3 separate regions of the Homo sapiens genome follow, and all the other regions are linked to region 1. Evidence: chromatin loops called from intact Hi-C (ENCODE). Cell type or tissue: mammary epithelial cell. All regions are shown on one strand.

Evidence for each region. Hi-C counts contacts between places; a loop is a spot of excess contacts. Peaks named below come from ENCODE experiments on the same cell type or tissue, not always from the same donor. Only the 100,000 strongest peaks of a DNase experiment are listed, where the experiment ranks them.
Region 2: it touches region 1 in a loop (8-fold over the local background); 13 of 110 quality-filtered maps call a loop at or near these places.
Region 3: a loop joins it to region 1, with 9 times the contacts of the local background. A loop is called at or near these places in 4 of 110 quality-filtered maps.

What each region holds. Positions count from the first base shown.
Region 1 is chr10:19,915,521-19,923,520 of GRCh38, reverse strand. All of the region lies in intron 1 of PLXDC2 (plexin domain containing 2), which reads right to left. Among named protein-coding and RNA genes, the nearest start is that of PLXDC2, 100 kb to the right of the region's middle. RefSeq lists an enhancer at 3,030-3,531. In mammary epithelial cell, no CTCF peak of the experiment used is centred here; DNase peaks (open chromatin) are centred at 750, 1,080, 4,560, 5,240 and 1 weaker place; H3K27ac peaks cover 6,343 bases.
Region 2 is chr10:19,829,086-19,837,085 of GRCh38, reverse strand. All of the region lies in intron 1 of PLXDC2 (plexin domain containing 2), which reads right to left. Among named protein-coding and RNA genes, the nearest start is that of PLXDC2, 17 kb to the right of the region's middle. In mammary epithelial cell, no CTCF peak of the experiment used is centred here; DNase peaks (open chromatin) are centred at 3,695 and 4,245; H3K4me3 peaks cover 206 bases; H3K27ac peaks cover 1,964 bases.
Region 3 is chr10:20,765,218-20,773,217 of GRCh38, reverse strand. No RefSeq gene overlaps it. Among named protein-coding and RNA genes, the nearest start is that of NEBL, 130 kb to the left of the region's middle. In mammary epithelial cell, a CTCF peak has its summit at 4,199 (motif pointing right); a DNase peak (open chromatin) is centred at 6,127; H3K27me3 peaks cover 120 bases.

The DNA of each region.
Region 1 (8,000 bases):
GTATTCAGTTTAATAAATATGTATAACAATGCCAAGCCCTCAGAATGACATTTTATTAGCATGAATAAAAATTATATAAATCCTTTGATTTTTACTCTTACATAACTCTTTGATAAACCCTGTGTTAATTCTAAATGTGCTTATGTTTCATCAAAATAATTTGGATTGTCATTGTTCTAACTAGGCAATACTTTATGTCTTTTGTTGTTGTTCTTTGTTTTTGTTTTGTTTTTCTTCAGGCGAGACTTTTCTAACAGTATATCTAAGAGAAATGATATTTTGGGGTGGATTGTCAATAAAGCAAATCTCAAAAATACATAAAACCTCATTCTTTTTCAATAAAACTAGCACTCAACAACACACCTTCTGCTTAATGCTGGCAATTTACAACTTCCTGGTCTAAAGAAATAAAGCCCTGAACAGCTTATAAAATGACTTAAGAGATTTTTTTTTTAAACATAAGCCAATCTTGGCCAAATAGCACTTGGATGAGTTAAGAATAAACAACATATAAAGAGATAGATAGATCAGATTTCCTTTGAAATCACAAAAGTCTCAAAATTAAGAATTTTAAAAAGCTTTGCATTTGAGAGGCTCAAAGGTTTTGGACAACAGTTCAGTTATTTTTTCAACCCTCAAAAATGCTTGGTACTATGTTATTAATAAGGAAATAGTTCAATGAGTCAGTGTCTGAGCTTTCATTGCCTTGAAGCCAGTCCAAAATGGGAATTTCTGGCACTGGAGACCAACTTTATAAGCTTTCAAAACATGTTTTAGTTTTTGAAACACTGAGCTGGATTTTGCCACTGAAATCACTAAGCTGAGTCTCATATATACTCTCCAAGGTGACAAGCGTTTATCCCTTCTTCTTGAGTTCCATACAACTAAGCCGTAAAGTAAATGTGGTAGCATCTATTCAAAACTGTACTGAGTGAAAACACACACAGTACTGGTCACAAATGAAGCCTCCAACAAACCCAACCCCAGGGACACTCCAAAAGGCTAAAGTCAAGTAAGTGGAATCATGACTCATAGAAGGAAGCCTCACCTCCAACACCATCTCCTTCCTCCTGATCCCAGAACCTGTGCTTTAAAAAAATAGCAAGTAAACAAAGCTTTCACTGATGTGTGTCTCACTGCCTCTCTACACCAACACACACACATAACCCTACCCTCCAGGGACAGCCCCATAAAGTACAAGTTACGATAAGCTTTTAACCACACTGGAACACTATCTCTCAATTCACAATGGGTAGGCAGAGGCATATGTCTAGCTCCAGAGCCTCTGCCAGCCTGTAGAGCATTTCTGTGGACATCAGAATTGGGTGTCCTCTGGGTAAAACATTTAGACACAGTTGTCCTGGCTGAGAACGGTGGCTCACGCCTGTAATCCCAGCACTTTGGGAGGCTGCGGCAGGCAGATCACTTGAGGTCAGGAGTTCGAGACCAGCCTTGCCAACAAGGTGAAACCTCGTCTCTACTAAAAATACAAAAATTAGTCGGGCATGGTGGTGCATGACTGTTAGTCCCACCTACTCGGGAGGCTGAGTCAGGAGAATCACTTGAACTCGGGAGACGGAGGTTACAATGAGCCAAGATCATGCCACTGCATTCCAGACTGAGACAGAGTGAGACGCTGTCTCAAAAAAATAAAAAAATTAAAAAAAATTGAACAATTAAAAAAAAGATAGACACAGTTGTCCCAACTGGCCCTAATACACTGGGCTTGGCACATGGAATGCAGGCTCTATTTCAGCCCCTTGCCTCACTAGGCCAGGGCCTATGTGCAGAGCACAGACCACACAACACAATTGTCCTGTAGCCCTGTGTAGCCTCACTGGCTCCATGAAAGCTAAAGCTGCAACCTTAAGGAAGAGGGAAATTGTAATCATAACAGAGTTTTCGATGGGGAAAAATGCAGCTAAGAGTAAAATTAACTTAGCATGCTTTGTTTTTGTCTGGTTACGTAATGATGCATGGTCTAAGTCAGTTAATCATCTGAGAGTCTGTGCTCTGTGAAAGCAAGAATCAAGTCTTCTTAGAATACTTGCCAAATCCCTAAGTGAATGTCATAGCTTTCCAGAAGAAGGGAGGTTCTCATTATTAGTTACGAGGAAGACGGCCAACAGGGATGAAACTGTCCCTCTGAAACATCTACAAAATCATATATCCTCTATGCTTTTGATTAATTGTCTCTTATTGATGTCCTGTGAACATACTTTCTCAAATTTAACACATAAAAATCAAGATGATTTTGTAGGTCACATTCTAAGTGATACTTTTAAAATTATGAAACCAAAGTCCTGCTTTTAAAATTCATATGCCCAGTGTTTTGGGAGGCCAAAGTGGGAGGATCACTTGATGTCAGAAGTTTGAGGCCACCCTGGGCGACAAAAAAAAAAAAAAAAGAAGAAGAAAAGAAAAAGAAAGCCAGACATGGTGGTGCACACCTATAGTCCTAGCTGCTTGGGAGGCTGAGGTGGGAAGACTGTTTGAGCCCAGGAGTTCAAGGCTTCAGTGAGCTATGATCATGCCACTGAACTCCAGCCTGGGAAACAGAGCTAGACCCTCTCTCTATAAAAAATAAAATAAAATAAAGTAATAAAAATAATAAAAATCATACAAACTGAAGTTAATTTAAATGTTCACTTAAACAGAATAAAGGCTGGGCATGGTAGCTCATGCCTATAATCTCAGCACTTAGGGAGGATTAGGCCAGCAGGTTGCTTGAGGCCAGGAGTTCAAAAACAGCCTGGGCAACAAGGCGAAACCCTGTCTCTACAAAAAATACAAAAATTATCTAGGTGTGATGGTGCATGCCTGTGGTCTCAGCTACTTTGGAGGCTGAGGTGGGAGGATTGTTTGAGTGGAGGTAGCTCTGAGCAGATGGGGGCAGCCAAAAGGGGGAATGGAGTGGGAGGGTTTTCCCCTGGAGTAGGGCCACTCAGTGGCCTGGCCTCTCCTCTGACTGCCCCAGCCAAACTCCCCCTCCTTCCACCAGTTCATGGCCTGGTGGCATGCCACATATGCCTGTGCATTCCTCTTGACATCCAGCCACCATCCATCCTCAGTGGAGGAACACATGCTCCTCTGGATGTCCAGCCATCTTTGTGTCTGCCTGCTATGGTCTCTGGGGTTTTTATAGGCACAGGATGGGGGTGTGGCAGGCCAGGTTGGTCTTGGGAAATGCAACATTTAGGGAGGAAATGCCTGTCCTCACCTAGGTCTGTGGGGGTGGAGCCCTAGCCAGGGACCACACCCTCCTCTGCTCAGCAGTTCCTTTCCCCCTACCCCACCACCCGTTATGTATCATTTAAAGGGACCATGCTCTTCCCTTCCCAGCACTGCCGTATCACACGCAACCATGACAGCCACAGGAGCTTGGCCTCACGGTTGGGAATTAGCAGGGGCAGAGGCAACAAGATATATTGCCCCATCTAAAAGTGGTAAAGTGATAGCAAATACCACCTCCAGCCACTGACTGCTGTGTGAGAATGTTGTTGTTATAAAATTACTTGAGTGTGTGTTTGGGGGTGGGTAAAGTTGTCATTTGTTTTCTTTTCTACTCCATTCCTCCTAAATCAACAACTCTGCAGTATCATAAATGTCTGACTTTTCAAACAGCCTTTCACACACTAGAAGGTAGTTCACACCTAGTGTTCGCCTAGCATTTTCTTCTGCAGACTAAACATAGTAACTTTTACAATCACCTTGTTGTGTTGTGTCTAGAATGGAATCGTCTAGATAGAGTTTGAACACACCATGACCAAAGGGCAAGATTTAATAATAAAAGGCACAAGAGAAAGGCAAAATAAACCAAAGGTCTGATGGGCCAAGAATTACCACTATCAGCTGCAGGTATATATCAAAAAGAAAATGTATTATATAATACCAAACATGTCCATAAGAAATAACTGTGAGGACAATACATATTGCTGTCTTTCTCTGAATTCATTTTGCTTCTTGTTTTTTAACTGGGTAGACTATCAGCTCAATTTGTTAATTTCTTTCCTTAAAACAATTAACTATTAATTATAGTCACTGTTATTAGCCATCTCCAATTCTTCCAAGCTGCAGATATTTTTACAGCAGGCTCCCAACAAGCTTGGCAGTTTAGAATATTCTCTGGCAGCAAGCTGCATTCCTGTTAGCAAGTGCCTACATGCAAGATAATGTCCTTTTTTAATAAGGTTTTTGTGCAAACCAAAATAAGAACAACACTGTAAAAGCACACCTAATATCGATTAAAACCAAAGTGTTTATAAGATGGATTTTTATTTTCACCCTTTTGGATAAGAATATGACATACTGTATTAATTGAAAAGCAGTTTTCAAAGAGCACACTATTAGGAATAATCAGACGCTATTTACAGAGTTAGACCCTGTATTTACATTTCTCCCTAGTTTATAGCCACAGTGCAATACAGGAAATACCCTATATTTACAATTGTACAAAATCCAAGTTTACATAATCAACACTGCGCTTCTCACAATCTGCCCTGACCCATCCCATGTGTCATTAACTATCCAGATTGTTTCCTGGGAGACAGACCTCACAGGATCCTCAGATGCAGGAATGCAGATTTATACTTAATACAGTCATGCTTATATGCCCTGCAACTCAACTTGCACTCCATACATGATGAAATAACTTCTTAACGATTGAGAAATGCTTAGCAATCTATTACTTGATACCGAAAGGGAAGCCATTCTCATCCATGTCCTTTTAAGAAAGTTTATTTGTTGTTTGAGGTAAGAAAATCTTCCATAATCAAGCTACTTATGTTCGTCAAGAGTCTCGATATTAAAGTATGGGAAAGTACTGCCTGTGTTAATATTTTACTTTTCTTTAATATGTTCTCTCACACAATTTCTAAGCCTCCCAAATCCAAAGTTAGAGGCCAGACCAAGCTTCTATTTTTGTTGTTTTAAAATACATCATAGTTGAACACTTTATTTCATTACAAAATAGTTGCATCGATTTGCTCAACTTGTGTTTAATGTACTTGATGTCAGAAAAGATCGGTCAGCTCATGATCCTCCATGCCCCTATGTGCTTTTCAATGTTTCCAAGGCCTTCCTTTCACAGCTTCCCTTAATGTAGAGAATGGACTGACTTTGAACTCTACCTGCCCTGTTCTTCTCGTCACTTAGGCTTATAGGAAGCTCCACCTGCTTTGCAAAGCATTTTCTCAACTACTGCAACCCAGGTTAATTACATTCTTTTGAAAAGAATGGGTGGAATTTCCTGACTCTTTCATGAACCAGCTACACATCTTAAACCACAGATCTCTTGGTCTCTCTCAAACAGTGGAGGACTAGATGAAATTGGCATGCCTGGGGTAACTCATCTAAACTAGGATATCTGACCTGCTCAGCTCTTCTGGCAAGAAGATAGTATCTATAGGGCTACCATACACAAATTATCCAATGGCTGAAATGGAGTGTGGGAACTTAGATCTCAGTCCAAAACTGCTGAATGCAGTGATGGGACACCAGCATAGAAAGGGTAAAAATATTCCAGTAGTTCATTCAAACCCGAGGAGAAATACAGTGGGTTCTTTTGGCATAACTCACCAGGAGAGTGTGTGCTGTGAACTTTGCAAATAGGTTCACTGCCTTAACATGAGGAAAAACTGATCATGATTGTGTGTTTTCTTTGTTGTCCAGTCCCCCAGTTTATGAGTTATTCACAGGCAGCTGAAGCAGAATATAGGCATTTAATTTATTTTATCGTAATGCATTCAGATGAGTAGGTTTTAAATACCCACTAAAAAGTTTACTCAGCTATTGACACATATCATGGACTTTTGGAGAATTAAAGGTCTCTAAGAGACCCATATTGTCTGAATCCCTTTCTTACTAATGTGAGAAAATACAAACAGCCTAAACTTAAAAGGACAGTTATTGAAATTCAGACTGAACATATGTGCTTAAAATCCAGAAACTGCATTCCCTTTCATTGCTGAAAAGGATTGAGGCTGAACTGAATCAGATATTTTCAAGAATTTCAAAACCATTTATGAGAATTTATGTCCACAATTCAAAGGAAAGTCATAGAATTTGAAGAGTATGAAGCATGCTTTAAGTTTTTGTGATACTTTTGATGCTCAATTTCAGGATGGATTTGAAGTATCATGGAAAATATATTTTTGTTTATAAGGTAGCCTGGCTGAGCTTAAAGCGAACTGTAGCCCACCAAGAACATAAAATATCCTTAATGTTGTTATAGCAGTACCAAAAAATTGAACACAGTTCTATCCTGCCTCTGTGCCCAGCCTTGGAGCAATGCTCAAGTCACCATGAAAATGTTCTTTCTCACACCGCACTGCCAGACTCAATGCTTATGACACTCTTAGCAACATAAAGCAAGAGTCAGACTCAAGAAAAGCCCTGACTAAATAAACTTCACAATTTTCTAGAAGAGTTGAGATATTGTCAATAGTGACTTTCCAACTTAGATGATGAAAATCAGTCAAAAGCCACACCTACCAGTGAGCCTTTTATAAAGAATGGTCTTCAAACTCTTTTCATAATACTTTCATTATTTTTAATCATCCCTCTTTTTGAATGACTAAAAAGTTATATTTAACCACTGTTGCTACAAAAATCTCTGCTCTGCATACACATGGAATTTTGCTCTAGAGACTCAATGTTGGGAAATCATGAGTATACCTGGATGACATGATTATTTAAATTACAGAAAATTATAACTATGACGATTACTCCAGTTTTCAAGCACTGAATAGGTGCCAGGTATTGTACATATTTATTTCTAATCCACAGATCTATGGGGAAAAGTTTGAGTTCACTGCAGCTCTACCACTGTGTAGCTCAGTGAGATTTGTCTCTGGACTTGAGTTGCTTGGTATGTTAAATGGTGATAATAATAATAATAAATAATCATTTCCTAAAGTGTGACAATTGTTTTATATAGTACATAGCTTAGCATAGTGCCTATAAATAATTGTTGGCTACCATTACCATTGTAATTTTTATTTGAGTATTTTTGAGACTTTGATTGCTTATGTATCCATATGTATTTTGAAAAAAGAAAAAAAGTCCCCTTCCAGGTTGGGCACGATGGCTCACACCTGTAATTCCAGCACTTTTGGAGGCTAAGGTGGGCGGATCACCTGAGGTCAGGAGTTCAAGACCAGTTTGGCCAACGTGGCGAAACCCCATCTCTACTAAAAAAAATACAAAAATGAGCCAGGCGTGGTGAGGTGCCCCTGTAATCCCAGCTACTCAGGAGGCTGAGGCAGGAGAATTGCTTGAATCTGGAGGCAGAAGTTGCAGTGAGCCATGATCCTGTCATGAGCCATGATCCTGTCACTGTACTCCAGCCTAGGTGACAGAGTGAGACTCCATTAAAAAAAAAAAACAAAACAAAACACAACTCCCTCCACATAATTTCCCCGTAAATATTTTATCTACGTTGATGCGGCTCACATTCTTACCCACAGAGCATTTCCAAGTCAGATGTACTTTGTACTTTCTAGGATGCAAGAGAGGTACACATGAAAGCACCACCTGGCTGTTAGGCTTGAGCTGAGATAGAGGGAAGGGAAAAATAAGCTCTCTATTCCTAAACAAGCTCTCAGCAAGTTGCAGAGGCTACAGCAGCTGTTTTTTTTCTTCTTCTTCTTCTTCTTCTTTTTTTTTGGTTTAACATGAATAAATTTTTAAAAGTATAGGGAGGACTTCCAGTTCCAGAAGGATGGGGCAAGCATATTTTGCCTTAGTCCACCCTCTTATCATACCTAAAACCTTGGATAAATCAAATGAACCAAGCAGCAGAAGATTCCAAAAGGTAGAGACGGAGAAGACAGAGTTTCTAGGGACCTCAAGATGGAAGAAACGACTTAGTGACCTGATTAAAAGAACTGTTAAAGGAAGTTCTTCAGAGAGAGAAAATTACAACAAAAGGAACTTGGAACATCAGTGCAAAGGAAGAACAATAGAGCAGGAAAATCTATGGGTAAAATACACTACTCATT
Region 2 (8,000 bases), 86 kb after region 1:
CAATACTTGGAGAAAATAAATAATGTCTCTTTTATAAGACTTTACAGTTTCTTAGTGAGAAGAGAGTTCCAAAAATTTCTTGAAAGGCAATTTTGAACTTATTCCCTGATTCCTTAAACACAAATAAAGGCTAGAAAGTCCCTATTTCACAAATGCTTACTGAGTACCTAATATGTGCAAGGGACTATTTTAATCACCACAAAAATTCATCTTCGCAAGAGCCATAAAATTAATTACAGTGAGGAAAAACAACATTCTTTCTTCTATTTATTATTGTAATTCCCGATCTCCTTATTGGCGAAAGAACAATGGAGTCAGGATTGCCTTTCTTTCAGGGTGTAAAATTGACTTTAAAAAGTGGCTGAAACTAAACAAATTATTTTACATATCCTGGTCTTGAATGCAGCTGTTATTTCTTTATGCTGTTAGAACCATTTCGTAGCCCCAGACTTCACTGATAAAATAAAATGGAACTTACTCATTTTTCCTGCTGCCACTTCTTAAGATGAGATTCTCTTTCCAACAAACTTGATTCTATTTGAGTGATTTCATGGATTTAAGGACTTCAGGTTACATAAAACGTGATATCATCTAAGCCTTAATTAAATTTTTATTAGGTGTCACAGCAATATTCTTGCAAGTGATAAAAGAAAGCCTTTTTAAAGTCAAGTTGCATTTTTGGAAGGCTGTGATCATTTTTGTTGAGACAGTGATCCTAACATGGTTTCCTGTATTGCTAGTATAGATTCTCAACTCACTTATGCACCTACTGATTGTCTTCCCCCATGCCTATAAATGAGCTCAAATCTCCTTTGCCGGCAAAAAACCCTCTCTTCTCTTATGTTCCCCTCTGGCCACTCCCTCTCTGTCATTTACTTCCCAACCATACTCTTTTTTTTGTTTTCTTTTCAGACAGGGTCTCACTCTGTTGCCCAGGCTGGAGTGCGGTGGACCAATCTTGGCTCACTGCAGCCTCAACCTCTTGGGCTCAAGAAATCCTTCCACCTCAGCTTCCAGTGTAGCTGGGACCACAGATGTGCACCACCACATCCTGCTAATTTTTTTATTTTTATTTTTGTAGAGATGGGGTCTCACTTTGTTGCCCAGGCTGGTCTCAAACTGCTGGGCTCAAGCGATCCTCCCATGTCAGCCCCCCAAAGTGCTGAAATTATGGCTGTGAGCCACCACACCCAGATCCCAGCCATGCTTTTTAAAAGGCTGGCACGTCATCCACCTTACTGCATCCTTCTCTGATCTTCATCACTACCCTACCACAATCTGCCACCAGCTAGCCACCATTCCTCCACCAAAACCACTCTTATTGAATTCCCTGATCTGTCCTAGTGATGCTTTTCCTAATCTGCCTCTCACTCTAGGTGGCTCCTCCTATATCTCCCGCCTGGGGGCCCATTCCTCAGTTTCCCCTTCCCAGACCAGCTCTCTAGGACTCTGACCTTGACCCTCTGCTCTTCTCTGATTATTCCTGCTCACTGGCTGGTTCCCATCACCACCAGATACACCTCGATGATTTGACATCCTGAACTCATCTGAGCCCTCCCTGCTGAGCCCCAGTCCTGGGAGAGTTGCTGTCTTCACTGGTATGTCCCATGAGCACCTCAGTACTCGCCAAGTCTAAGGTTGAGCTCATGTTTCTATTCCCTAAAGCACCTGGAAAACATGAGAATTATCTTAGCTATCCTCCTCTTATCTGAAGCCTGCATCACATTCCATCTTTATTGATCCAGTAGTGCTGAATTTGGTCTATCTCTAGACCTGCCCTTCCTAGCTGCTCTCCACACTAGAGAGACCCTTTGAAGAGCCCATCTGAGTTTGTCACTCAGCTGATAAAAAACCTGTCTGGGTGCGGTGGCTCAAGTCTGAAATTTCAGCACTTTGGGCCAACTGTCAACTTCATGGGAGAATTCAACACCCGGCTAGGTGTGCAAGGCCCTTCCTAATCTTGTGCCTGCTCTTGCCCAACAGGCAAGGGCAGTTCCCTGAAGATTTCACAGTTCTCTGCCCCAGGATTGTTCTCTCTGTTCAGGATGCCTTTCCATCATCTCTGCCCTCCTGCCACTCACACTTCAAATGCAGACCCAGACATACCTCCCTAGGAAGCCTTCCCTGACTCTCTAGGCTAAGACCTATGCTCCCATTTCTCAATGCCATAGTGAATGCACCCACTCTCTCTCTCACACACATATATACACACATCACATTTTCTTACAATTGTCCTTTTTACTTCATGGTAACCTCTACCTGGCAAAGGCTGTATTTTGTATCCCTTCACATCACAATGCTAGGCGCATAGGATACATCTAGCAAATGTTTGTATAGTGAATAAATAATTCTTCTCAGAGCTAAACCTCACTATCAACCCCAACCTAACAGCATATTAATGTCACTTTAATTCAGTCATCTCAGTCCTTTCGAAACAATTACATCTTGAGCCAATTTTGTTTAGTTTATAGGCTAATCCAATTAGATAATTTGGGAAGCTTGAAAAGTTACTAATGTCTGATAATATTAACAAACAGTCTATTGCCAGATGTGTATTGAAATGGTGGCATAGGTGGTATACAGATAGTGTAGCAAATGGGATATTGATTCGGTCCTCAGAGACCCCAACCTCTTTCTTGAGCAGTTTTCTCTCAGCCCCTTTTTGGTATATCTGTCCCTTTGCCTTTGTTAACCCCTGTCTCTTCACAGACACACACAGACACACACACACTCTCTCTCTCTCTCTCTCTCTCTCTACCTCTCTCTTTCTCTGTGATTTTGTGCTGTTCTTGATCTAACCAGGGGCCTTGCCAAAGGCTTCCTTTCCCAGTCCATTGAAACCTGGACACTATACCTGTCTTTTTAGCACACCTGTTCTAGGTTTCAAATGCAGAAGATATGGATGACCATTCCTCCTCCTTGCAATATTTCACATTTTCCAAGATATATTAACTAAACCCAAATAAATGACTCTGTAAGTTAATGACAACCTGCAAGTTCATGCAGGAACAAGGACTGGTTCCATTGCTTTCAAATAACACCATGAAGACGTCCACTTCTATTGCCCATATGTTTAGGGCTAGACTCAACCAAAACACTAAAGGCCTCCATACAGTTCTGGAGAAAAAAAAAAAAAAAGCAAAATATGAAATGCCCAGGAAACTCTGAACTCTGAATGCTTTTTAAAGATTTGTATGCATTTTTTATTTTGACATTTCTTATCTTCTATTCATTGATGCAATCTTAGAACAGGTGTCTTTTTCTTACACATAGATTGCTTACCTTTTCGATTAATTCACTAACACACAGGTAGCATTTTGGATTCCTTTATACACAGAGCATCATTATCCAAAAAAAGTTAACTTATCATCCAAGGGAATTGTGTAATCTCCTAAGGTGGTTTATTTATCCCTAGAAACAAGTACATTAATAAGGTCAAAGTATTTTCTTGCTTCAAAGTAGATGACGCGGCAGAATTTCGCTTAGTGTCCTCAGCCCATGCCAAGAAAAGAAAACTGTTTCTGAGACCCTCATCTCATTTTACACAACATGAGTTTGTTAAAAAATAAACTCCTTGAGTGTTCTTTTAACGCACCTTTTATTGGAATAATGTTTTCCACATCCAGATCTGGCCCTAGGCTATCAATGAGTGAGTGGGAGGGTTGTGAATAAGAGAAAAGCTTTGCATTCCAGCAGGCAGCCATGCAAGTCTGAGCCTGCTGGAGGTGCAGTCGGCACTTCTAGTTAATTGCAGCACTGCTGCAATTTACTGTTCCCACGGCCATCAAAGGCTCTCATTGGCCTGAATTTTTCCCAGACCTGCAACAGTAGCACTGCACTTGACTATCATTAGACCGAAGGTGATATGGTTTTATGTCTGGTACTTTGAAATATAGATTCATCAATAACCAACACTTAATGAGATTAAGTAAAGTTTTCAGAGAAAATTCCATGCCTTGCCCTGCCCTTTTTTGTCTCTGCCTCTGACATCCTTAACTTCCCACTTCCAACTTCCTTATTTTTTCTACTGAAACCCACCAAACATTCAGAGAACAGACATTTTTGACAACAGTTATTATGACTAGAGAGATGAGTAATTTTACTGCTGTGTTACAGATGAAGAAATGGAGGTTCGAGAGTTAATATTTTTTCCCAAGGTCAAAATGGCAACGAGGAAATTTCAGAGCCAAGATTTGGACTCAAGCCCATCTGGCGTCAAAAGCGTCCTTTTAGCAACCACAAGACAATCGAATGTTGTCTTCCCTGGAGAACTTTCCCACCACACACACCTCCGCGGGACTCTTCCCCGGCTCCCTTGTGCAACCACAAGTATTGGTTTGTCCCTCGCACTGTATCCATGTTATACACATGCACATAGCCTCTTGTAAATCACACCCCTTATATATAGAAACCATGTCTTTTTCTATCTCACACAGTGAATTAAAAAATTCGATTGACAGTAGAAACATCTTCCAACTGAAGTTACCCTGGTGGAGGAAAAGGTTAACTAATATAAAAATTATGCAAATTGAACTTTACAAAGATATTTCAAATTATATCATGAAATGTCATATGTTTTAAGCACACATCACACAGACATGTGTAACATGTATCATCTCCAACTTATGTATAAAGAATATGAGATATAATGGCTAGGTTTTCAATTAACCTACAACAGTCTATTTTATTTCTAATAAGTGCATTCATGCATTCCTCCGTGTTTCTTTTTAATTACTGATGAGTTATTGAGTAAATGAATGGAAAGATAAATGAGTCAATGCATTTATTAGATGCAAGATAGACCTTTGTGGGCTATTCAATAAGTCAGTCAACAATTTTTAAATTAAGAGCCTACTACATGCTAGGTGCTATGTCTGAAGCATAGTTATACTATTTTTGTTTTGTTTTTAAATTTTTTAAATTCTGGAGAACCCCAATAAACAAAAGTATTAAATAAACAACATCAATAAGCATTGGCTATGGAGCACTTATGAATAAATGAAAAATAATAAATGAATAAACGAAAAACCCATTTGTTTGATGGGTTTTTGCCTCTTATTTCTGGGTGCAGATTATTGGACTAACAAAAACTATGATATGTCATCCATGAAAGAGTTAAAGCTCTGGGTGTATATGCAGTAAAGGGATTGCTGGGTCAAAAACATAAATCATTCTACCATAAAGACACATGCATGCAGACATGCATTGCAGTACTATTTACAATAGCAAAGATGTGGAATCAACCTAAATGTACATCAGTGATGGACTGAATGAAGAAAATATGATACCTATACACTAGGGAATATTATGCAGCCACAAAAAAGAATGAGATCATATCCTTTGCAGGAAAAGGGATGGAGGACATTATCCTTAGCAAAGTAATGCACGAACAGAAAACCAAATATCACATGTTCTTACTTATAAGTGGGAGCTAAACGATGAGAACACATGGGCACAAAGAGAACAACAGACACTGGGGTCTATCTGAGGGCGGAGAGTGGGAGGAGTGAGAGGAGCAGAAAAAATAACTATTGGGTACTAAGCTTACTACCTGGGTGACAAAATAATCTGTACAGCAAACCCCTGTGGCACAAGCTTACCTAAATAACAAACCTTCACATGTACCCCTCAGCCTAAAATAAAAGTTAAAAAAACAAAAAAGAGTTAAAGCCTTCCCTTTCATGGTTTCCCACTGCCTAGAAAGTTCATCTATACCCATAGGAAAAATAAAATGAGGACAGGAACTGCTAGCCAAATAAAGGAAGACAGTAAGTGAAACACCAAGAAAGATGAGAAAAATAAGACCCAGGTACAAGAATTGAATATGTAATATCAGAATGGGATAAAAAAATCACCCAAGAAAACCAACAGAGAAGAAAGAATATATCACAGTCACAGCTTATGACTTATCTGATGAATGCCACTGGACATCTGAGATTTGAATCATTTTAATGGTCATTGATAATATGCCCTATCAAATGAAAATTATGCAGAAAAGTTCATTAAGTATTTATTAATTGCCTTCTATATACCAAGCACTATGAAAGGTGCCAAGAAAACAAACAAGCAAAAAAACAAACAAAAAAAAAAAGGAAACAAACCTGGTTCCTACCCTCATAGAGCTTACAATTTAGTGGGAAGAAGAGTCCTCAATTGAATACTTACACAAATAGCAATATAATTAAACACTTTGATGGATTTCTCAAGACTCTTTCAGCAGCAAGTAACAAATCCCAGCTCAAAATCAGAATTTCCTGCTTTATCACATTGGGCAGTCCAAGATTGCCTATGGATGGCTCTAGACTTTTATCTTCCCAATGCAACAACTCCCAGGAAAAAAAAAAACCTTCTCTTTTCCGGAGCATAGTTAGAGAAAGACCAGTTAGCCTGAGGTCCAGGGGTGAAGATACACTCTGCATGGCCACTTTTGAGACACAAGCTGATCACAGGAAATATGCCACTATTAAAAGAAACCCAGGAGAACAACATAGAGTGGGGAGAGGACATTCCTAAATAATGGGAGGGTGCTGTTACCAAAGGATGGGGGAAAGAGATACTGAGGAGATAGAAATATCAGATGTTCACACCATACCATGAGTATGGAAGAGAGGAAGAACTCTGGAGAATGTTTCAAGAAAAACAGTAAAAGCCAAGGTAAGAAAAAAATGTGCTCTGAGTATAAGAGAAACAAACTGTTGATTACATGGTAGATGCTGACCTGAACGGATTAAAACGTCAGCAAGTGGATCACATTAAGACTGTGAAAAGAGTTAACTCAAGTCCCTGAGTGTGGTACTAAGAGATTGTATTGATTCTTTTGTTGAAAAATATTTAAAAGGCTACCAAGTGATCTGTATCTGAAAAATCTCTTAAATATCTATTTCCCAGGGGGTGTTTCCCAGTTGGACTCCTTTGCCTTGAGATAGGTGGAAAGCTATTTATGCAAATTTCATGGCTCTATCTCTAATTTCTATTTCACTCATTGTTTACCCATATATCATTTTTAACTATGGAATTCTCTCCAGAGAAGCAAATTAACAGATTTTAATATTTTATCAGACAATTCAAGTTGTGGGTTACAAATTAGAGAGGATTAAAATCTTGTCCTTTCACAGCCTTTGAAATGTTATTCAGATTTACAAAGCTCAGAAATTTAAAACTACTCTTGATAACACCGATTAAAGTATCCCTTTCTCTGTTCTTGCTAGCTTAGTATATGACTGGACAATTTGTAAATCATCCTTTGTAAATGAGTTCTCAGTTCTTCACAAATATATATGACAAATTATCTTACTTTGCAGTCACTCCATCTCTACCTTCTCTGTACATTTTGACTTTTTTTTTAAATTTTTACTTTTGATATGGAGTCTCACTCTGTTGCCTAGGCTGGAGTGCAGTGGCATGATCTCGGCTCACTGCAACCTCCACCTTTTGGGTTCCAGTGATTCTCATGCCACAGCCTCCGAGTAGCTGGGACTACAGGTGCCCGCCACCACGTCTGGCTAATTTTTTGTATTTTTAGTAGAGGCCTTCCAAAGTGCTGAGATTATAGGCATGAGCCCCCGTGCCTGGCCTGTCGTTGATACTTTAACCCAGGACATCACATTACAGAAATTGTAACTTAGAAATTTTGCTCAAAGAAACATGTGGTAAGAAAGTATCAACAAAACTCTTTGCATGAGTGATAAACCTGAACAAACACAGCACCATTTATAAAAGTGGAACGCTAACAAGCATCCTACAGCAAATTTTCAGAGAGCTTCCTATGCTTGGAGCTAGGGAGGCACTGGAGAATGAGTCACAGAAGGCAGTTTATAGTCAAATGCAGGCACAAGTAATTACTATTGATGATCAGTGAAACGATAAAGACATCAAGGCTAAGTGGAGATCTGAAGGACAAAAAGCCAAAAAAAAAAAAAAAAAAAAAAAAAGAGGAAAGCGTGCACCAAAAAGAGGTAAAAGCACGTGCACAATTTCAGAACAGAGACAATGTACGGGGA
Region 3 (8,000 bases), 850 kb before region 1:
ACATAAGAATGATACAACGGACTTTGGGGACTTGGGGGAAAGGGTGGGAGGGGTGTGACGGATAAAAGGCTACAAATTGGGCTCAGTGTATACTGTTCGGGCGATGGGTGCATCAAAATCTCACAAATCACCACTAGAGAACTTCTCATATAATCAAACACCACCTGTTCCCCCCAAACCTATGGAAATAAAAATACTAGAAAAGATAATCTCCCTCTTAAAATATTGCAGTAAATATGTTCTTACTATTACTTTCATTATTATTTCATTGGGCTAAATTCCTTAAAATGAGATTGCTGAGACAAAAGGAAAATATAATTTTAAGATTTTAATAATGATTATTAATTTGTCTCTTGGCAAGATTAACCAATTTAGCTACCCACCATTAATAGAGTGTTCCTCTTTCACACATTTTCATTTCTGTGATTTCTAGTGAAGTTGGCCATTGGAAGTTCAGTTCCTCCCCCCGCCCAACTTCCTCATCTTTCATTTTGTTTCCTGGGATATTCAGCATGTGGGTATGAATGCTTTTAAAACTTTTGATGTATGTGGCCAAATTAACCTCCAGAAAGTTTCCTCAAATATATACTCCCACCAACAGTTTATGTGAGTGTCTGTTTCACCAAGCCCTTCCTGGCATTGGATGCCATTGTGTGTGTTCGTTTTCATGTGTACTCTTTTAGTTACAGACACTGCTTTGTGTATGTTGTATGTTAATGGCTTCATTTCTCCATATACAATTGCTGTGCGTTATAGAACAGAAAGAGAGAGAGAACTTTAGTTTATTTTGGGTTGTTATAAAGGCATACCTGAGGCTGGGTAATTGATGATGTAAAATGGTTTATTTTAGCCCATGGTTCTTCAGGCTGTACAGGAGGCATGGTGCAGGCATCTGCTTCTGTTGAGGCCTCAGGAAGCTTCCCAACCATGTTGGAAGGTGAAGGAGGAGCCTGAATGTTACATGGCAAGAGAGAGAGCAAGAGAGAGAGAGAGGCGGGAAGTACCATGCTCTTTCAGACTACCAGATCTCGGGTGATGTCATAGACTGAGAACTCACTTATTATTGTGAGGATGGCATCAAGACACTTGTCAGGGATCTGTCCACATGACCCAAACACCTCCCACTAGGCCCCACATCCAATATGGGGGGTTACATTTCGACATGAGATTTGGAAGGGGCAAATATCCAAACCCTATCAGAGGGAGAAAGATAATTGTGTTGAGGTATGGGGAGAGGGCACAATGTGGACTTTGCCCATGAGTGTTTAAGGTTGCTAAGTGGAAGAAAATATAAATAGAAAGGAAAACCCAGAGGGGAACTGAGTACAAAAGAGGATGGAAATGTATTTTTTCACAGTGAGGTTAGAAGTCCGAGAACCAGGTGGCAGCTGGACCGGTTATTTCAGAGGCCTCTCTCCTTGGCTAGCAGATGGCTGTCTTCTCCCTGTGTCTTCACAAGGCCTTCTCTCTGTACCTGTGTCCTAATTTCCTATAAGGACACCAGTCATATTAGACTAGGGCCCACCCGTATGACCTTATGTTACCTTAATCATCTCTTTAAAGACCGTATCTCCAAATATAGTCACACTCTGAAAGCTGGATCCTAGGGCTTCAACATATGAATTTTAAGGGGGTGCACAGTTGATCCCATAACAATGTCAACCCAAATAACTAACAGAGAGTCTCTTTAAAAGAAAAAGATATTTATTTTGGAATAGAGTACTGTAATGGGAATCTGCATGCTATAGTAAACTTTGTGCATATTTGGGGAGGGAGAGAAAGCCAATGGATTTTAAAGGCAGAAATGAGGAAGATTACATAGTTGTTTTGAAATAATCATCCTTGGCTACTGAGAACAAAAACAAGGATGACACCAGCCCCAGGTTGACAGGCAGTTGCTGGACACATGTTCTTGCAGAAGTATTTTTTGTGTTAGGCTGCAATGGCCTTTGTGCAAGGTTGTGGTTTTGTAGAGTTCTTTTATTATCAGGCATACAAACCTGAGATCCCTCCCTTCATATCCTTTCGCAGCTCTATTTGTCAGGATTTCCATAACATCAGTGATTTCAGTTTCATTCTGACAACTTTCACAACAGGAATAAAAAAATCAGTCTGGGCACAGTGACTCCCAGCACTTTGGGAGGCTGAGGCGGGCAGAGTGCTTGAGGTCAGGAGTTTGAGACCAGCCTGGGCAACATGGAGAAACCCCATCTCTACTAAAAGTACAAAAAAATTAGCTGGGCATAGTGGCACATGACTGTAATCCCAGCTACCTGGGATGCTGAGGCACAAGAATGGCTAGGACCCAGTAGACAGAGGTTGCAGTGAGCCAAGATTGCTCTACTGCACTCTAGCTTGGGCAACAGAGCAAGATTGTCTCAAAAAAATAATAATAATAAAACAAATCAGTCCCCATGGGTGGCCACACACAACCAAGCTACCTTGGAAGGGATTGAGTAAAGAGAGCATTAGGAATGGAGGGACTTTCTGAGCGCCCAAGGAAGACATGTGAAAGATGAAGAAACAGAACAAGGAAGGTGAGGCAATTGGCTCAAGGTCACAGAACAAGTTAATTACAGAGCTAGAATAAGAGCCCGGGACTTAGACTTTTGACTCTCAAGGCTTTCCTGTTGCCCCACCCTGCCTCAGGAAGCTCAGCTCCAGAGCTAGACTGGGCCCCTGTGTCTCTCCTCTGACTCCAACCCTTGGCAATGAGTGGGCATCCGCTTGAGCTGGGCATCCGCTATTGCATGCCCCACATCACTGTTGTTATGTTACAGTCTCCAGAAGGACCGTCTTCCACACATCCCATCTGCAGGTATCTCTCCCCTCTCTATGGAGTTAGAGTCAATGTTGCAGGATCCATTTCGCTTTGTGCCCACTCTAGAGGGAGCCCACCACCAGTGTGTGCATTAACACAACAAGAAACACAGACACCTCCTTACTCTACATCTCCCACCCTGCTCCCACCTTCAAGGCACCCTTGGAACCTCCTCTTTCCACTCTCACAATGTCTGGTTTTGGTCACAGGATGTCACATCTCAGCTTACATTTTATACATTGCATCTTATTCCTATGTCTTTGCAATAAGTGCTTCCAGGGACTCTACCTCCCAGGAGATGAGGGACTGAGGCTGTACAATTGGTTCATCTTCTTGTGTCACTACTGGATCCTCTCTCTACCCAGTTATTGAGTGTAGCCACCAAACCAGTGTTGATTTGTGCAAAAGTACAGTTCCTACTTGTCCCAAACCAATATGACTTGTTTTCAGTTTTTTATATCTACTCTTCCATAATGCAGAGAACTGTGATACAGAGCTGGAACTGTAGAGTACTCAATAAGGAAACACAACGTAGTAAAGAAACAGAACATCCATTAATTATCTCCATTGTTTAAACTTACTCTCACTTTAGTAAGATAGTTTCTGGTATGTTGAGCAGCTGGCTGTCTGCAAATTCGTGTATGGTGGCTTATTATCGTAGATGGATGTGGAAGAAAAGAACAAACAAGCCTTGGTTTGCCAAGTTACAATGTGAAGAATGAGACCATCATTATCCTTTGGCTTCTGGGAAGGCATTATCTAACTCTGATAACTGGGTTTCTTCTGTTACATGAAGATAAGCTTTCTGTTTTATGCATATTGTTGTATATTCTGTTTGTAAAGAATGTAGCACAGTACTTAGCTCATAATAGGTGGTTAATAAATGGCAACAGAGACCACAAGGGGCTCTTTGTGAGGGATGCCCTTGGCAATTATGAAAGAGAACTTGCTTCCATTTCATCTCCTGTGGGGTCGTGGAGTGGCCAGTAGTGAAGAATTAGTACAAATCCATACACTCATTAAGAATGGATTAAATATTGATTAGGTATTAATTAAGTATAATGAGATGATGCAGAATCATTTTAAGACATCTGGGTATTTGGATGAGGAGAGGACCTGGAGGACAGAGTAAATTATATTACCTCTTCAATATTTAGATGTTTATGCCACTAAGTTTCATTGGTAGAGAGAACTGGTATCTTTCCACATATCATACTTTGTAAATGACCATTTAGGATATTATCATCAGAAGTGGAAGCGTAGTGGTATATGGTGACCTTTAAAAATGCAAAGCTAATTGAATCACTGGTAAACATTAATAGATTTAATTATATGAAAGTGACACAAGAGGGCAGCTGCGTACTATTTCTGAATACTTTTTGCTACAATATATTAGGCTAAAACCAAATATGTGAACGATCAGAATGATTGGAAATTGTCTTTAATGAATTTCTTATTCTATAGAGGTAGTATAATTACTTAATTAGAAACCAGTTAATTCTCCTTTGTAGCACTCAAATCCTTATTGATAATGGTTGACAAGCAATGATACAATAAACATCCTACTGATTAGCTATAGTGCCTGTGTTTACACAGAACTTCCTATTGATGTCTTGACAATCACTTGACTGAACTGCAAGTGAGATGGGGGAATGGATGGAAGTGTTTATCAATTGCTGGGTATTCTGGTCCCCATGGAGGTGTATATGTTAGAATGAATGGTGTATCCTGTGCATTAGAACTTAACAGTCTTGCAGAGTTGGACAAGAATGTCTCAGCTGCTGTTTTCACACATATTCTAGAAGCTGATTTACTTCTTGTCATCCTTTGAGATTCATGGCAGGTAAATAAATATCCTGTATGGTATTGGAGGTCTCCTGCCTGAGCTGCGGTGTGGGTTCTATGAGTGAATTATGTCCTAGGAGGCAGATAGGACCTGAGCACTAGGATAATATACTCTGAGCCAAGGGATTCAGAAGATGCGAGAATGTTCCAGGTCTGAATTGCGTTCAGTTTAAGGGTTTTGTGCAGTTGTGTGGAGGCAGCAGAAGAAAGAGTTCTGTCTCAGCACAGATCAGGAATGGAGCTGTTAAGGATCCCCCAGGCTTTAGCAAGAATGAAATTGGCTTTGGAAGGGTGTAAAACTTTATACAAATAGACCCTTACAAAACTTACCAAGCCTTCTTCAAAGTGAATGTGGATACGCAATTGTTACTTAATTCATTTCAATAAACATTTATTAATTATCTACACATGGCAAGGTACAGAGAAGCCATACCGGGTCTTCTGGTAGGAACTAATTGATCAAGGAGGAGGTGGCATGGGGTGGGGTATGGTTTAAGCACCTGGGTCTTGGGACTCAGTATATCCCCAGAGAGCAGGTGCTGTGGCCCCGGAGTCAGTCTGTACTGCAGTGCATGCTGGTTCATAGTGATACCAGTGGAGCCTGGGGTGAACTCCTGAGACACAGTTACAGAGACAAGTACAGTGGAACCGATACGGGGAGTAAGGGCAGACTAGGCTGGAAGGTGGAGCTGCAGAGACTCAAGAACTGGTGGTGGGACCATTCATCCAGAAACAACAGGGCAGGGCTGTGCGTCTTAAGGTCTTAACGTTATTCCAATCCAACCATTAGGGACAAGATAGGTGTTCAGCAGTATGAACTGGAGATTCCAAATGGGTGTGCTATTTAAAATAAGCATGGTGCAAGGGGATGTTCAACACGAGAAAACAAGCAGGTAACAGTCTAAAATGGAGAAACCAGGAAAAGCATCCAGATTGCACACACACGCACACACCCATGCCACCATGTATCTAGGCATCACTGCTGATCATACATCAGGAAGTGATTTGCCTTCTGTGCCACTTTGAAACAATTTCCCCTGTAAGGACAACACCACCCACAATTGTTGGTTCTCTCAAGAGTTTCAGATTCTAGCAAAGTAGAATAATCTATATAGTAAAGAAATTCTAGCCCAGGATGACTGGAAAAGGAGAGCAAGACTTAATTCCTGTCATGAGGTCATGTCTTTTGGTGCAGCCAAGTTTCATCCCCGGGTGCTGAAGGAATTTAGATGTGTAATCAGAGTCACCACTGGTAATCTTAAAAAAATTATGTACAACAAGAGAGGAACCAGAAGATTGATGGCAAGTAAATGTCACAAGTTTTGAAAAAGGGTGGACTCCAGAAACTACAGACTAATAAATTGTTCAAAGTTTGGTCAAATTATAGAATGAATTTTTAGCAGATGTCTTATGAGTACTTTGAAAGGAATGTGTTGACTGCTAGAAGACACGGAGTGACTAAGGACAAATCATGACAAACTAACCTGACCTCCTTTTGTGAAAGCATTTTACTGAATTGATAGATCACTGGGAGTGACATAGATCTACTGTTTCTTGGGTTTACAAAAACACTTGGCAATATCTGACATGCCAAAATATCACTATGAATGATATAGCAAAAATACACATAGTATAAAAGTACTCTTGGGTGGCTGGGACCTGTTTGAAAACTTTGTGCTTAGAATGGGAGAATAAAAAATTCAATTCACAATGACATTTGGTCAGTGCCCATGTTGCCTCTCACAAATTCTTACTAGAGTTCCTATGGAGACATAGGAAAGAAGAAAACCAAAAGTAGGACTGACCACATTAGTGCTAGTATCAGGGAGGAGTTTCTACTAAGTTCAAAGTTGACGAAAATGACAATCAGTACTCTAAAAATGATTGCTTACATGTAGGTAGAGAGACCCCTTACTTCCTCCCCCACTGTTTAGCCCTTGTTTAAGAAATACAGAATGTATTAAAACTAGGAAACTGGACATCTATCTCCTTTGCATGGAAACAAAGACTACAGCTACAAGATCAATAAAACTTAGGAATATTTCTAGCAAGAAATAAATGGACCTATATGAAGAAAATTATAAAACTTTGCTGAGAGATACAAAAGAATAGGAATAAATGGAGAACCCTATTCTTGAATGGAAAGATTAAATATTGTAAATATGTTAATCCTTCCATAATTAATTATACATTTAATGGATTATAAATTAGACCGTAAAATTTTTTTTGAACTTGACAAAGAGATTCGGAGTGCATTTAGCAAAATAAACAGTAAGAGTGATTAAGAAAATTGTTCTTGGTGTATTTCAGAAGTTAGCATATGATAAAGAAAATATAATAAACCAGTGGAAAATGGATGAATCAACAAAAAATTAGTTTTGGAAACTATTTTCCGTTTGAAAAAAATCAAGCTAGAGCCTTTAAAATTATCATGTACTAAAGTAAAAGTAAGAATAAAATGCAAAAATTTAAATAATCAAAAGGAAGAGAATATAGATGAATATTTGAAGATGTTGGAATGAGGAAGGATTGCTAAACATATTGTAATGGATAAACCTGCAATCCAGAAAAATAGCCATTGATTTGAGCATAAACTTTGATTTTAAAATTTTTTGAATTAAGCTTTTCATTTTGATGTAATTTTATATTTACATTCATTTGTAAGAAACAATACAGAGAGATTGTATGTACCATTCAGTTTCCTCCAATGAGAACATCTTGCAAAACTATAATAAAATACAATACAGAACATTTTCATCACCATAAGCATCCCTCATGTGGACCCTCCATGGCCACTCCAATTCTCTCCTGGCCTCCCTTCATCCTTAACCATTCATCTCTTCTCCATTTCTCTAGTTTTGTAATTTCAATGCTGATATATAAATGGAATTGTACAGTTAGTAAACATTGAGATTGGCCTTTTTCTCTAAGCATAATTCTCCGAAGGATCATCCAAATTGTTGCATGTATCAATAGTTCATTTCTTTGTCTTTTTTTTTTTAAAGGCTGAGTCTTGCTCTGTCACCCAGGCTGGAGTGCAGTGGTGAGATGGCCCATTGCAGCCTCAAACTCCTGGGCTCAAGCAATCCTCCTGCCTTGGACTCCCAAAGTGATGGGATTACAGGTGTGAACCGCTGGGCTCAGCCAGTTCATTTCTTTTTATTACTGAATAGTATTCCATGATGTCATCTACCACAGTTTATTCACCCACTGGAGGACATCTGGATTTCTTTCAAGTTTTAGCTGTTATATATAAGGCTGCTGTAATACTTAGGCATAGTTTTTTTGTGCAAACAAAAATTTTTCATTTCTCTTGGATACATTCCCAAGAGTA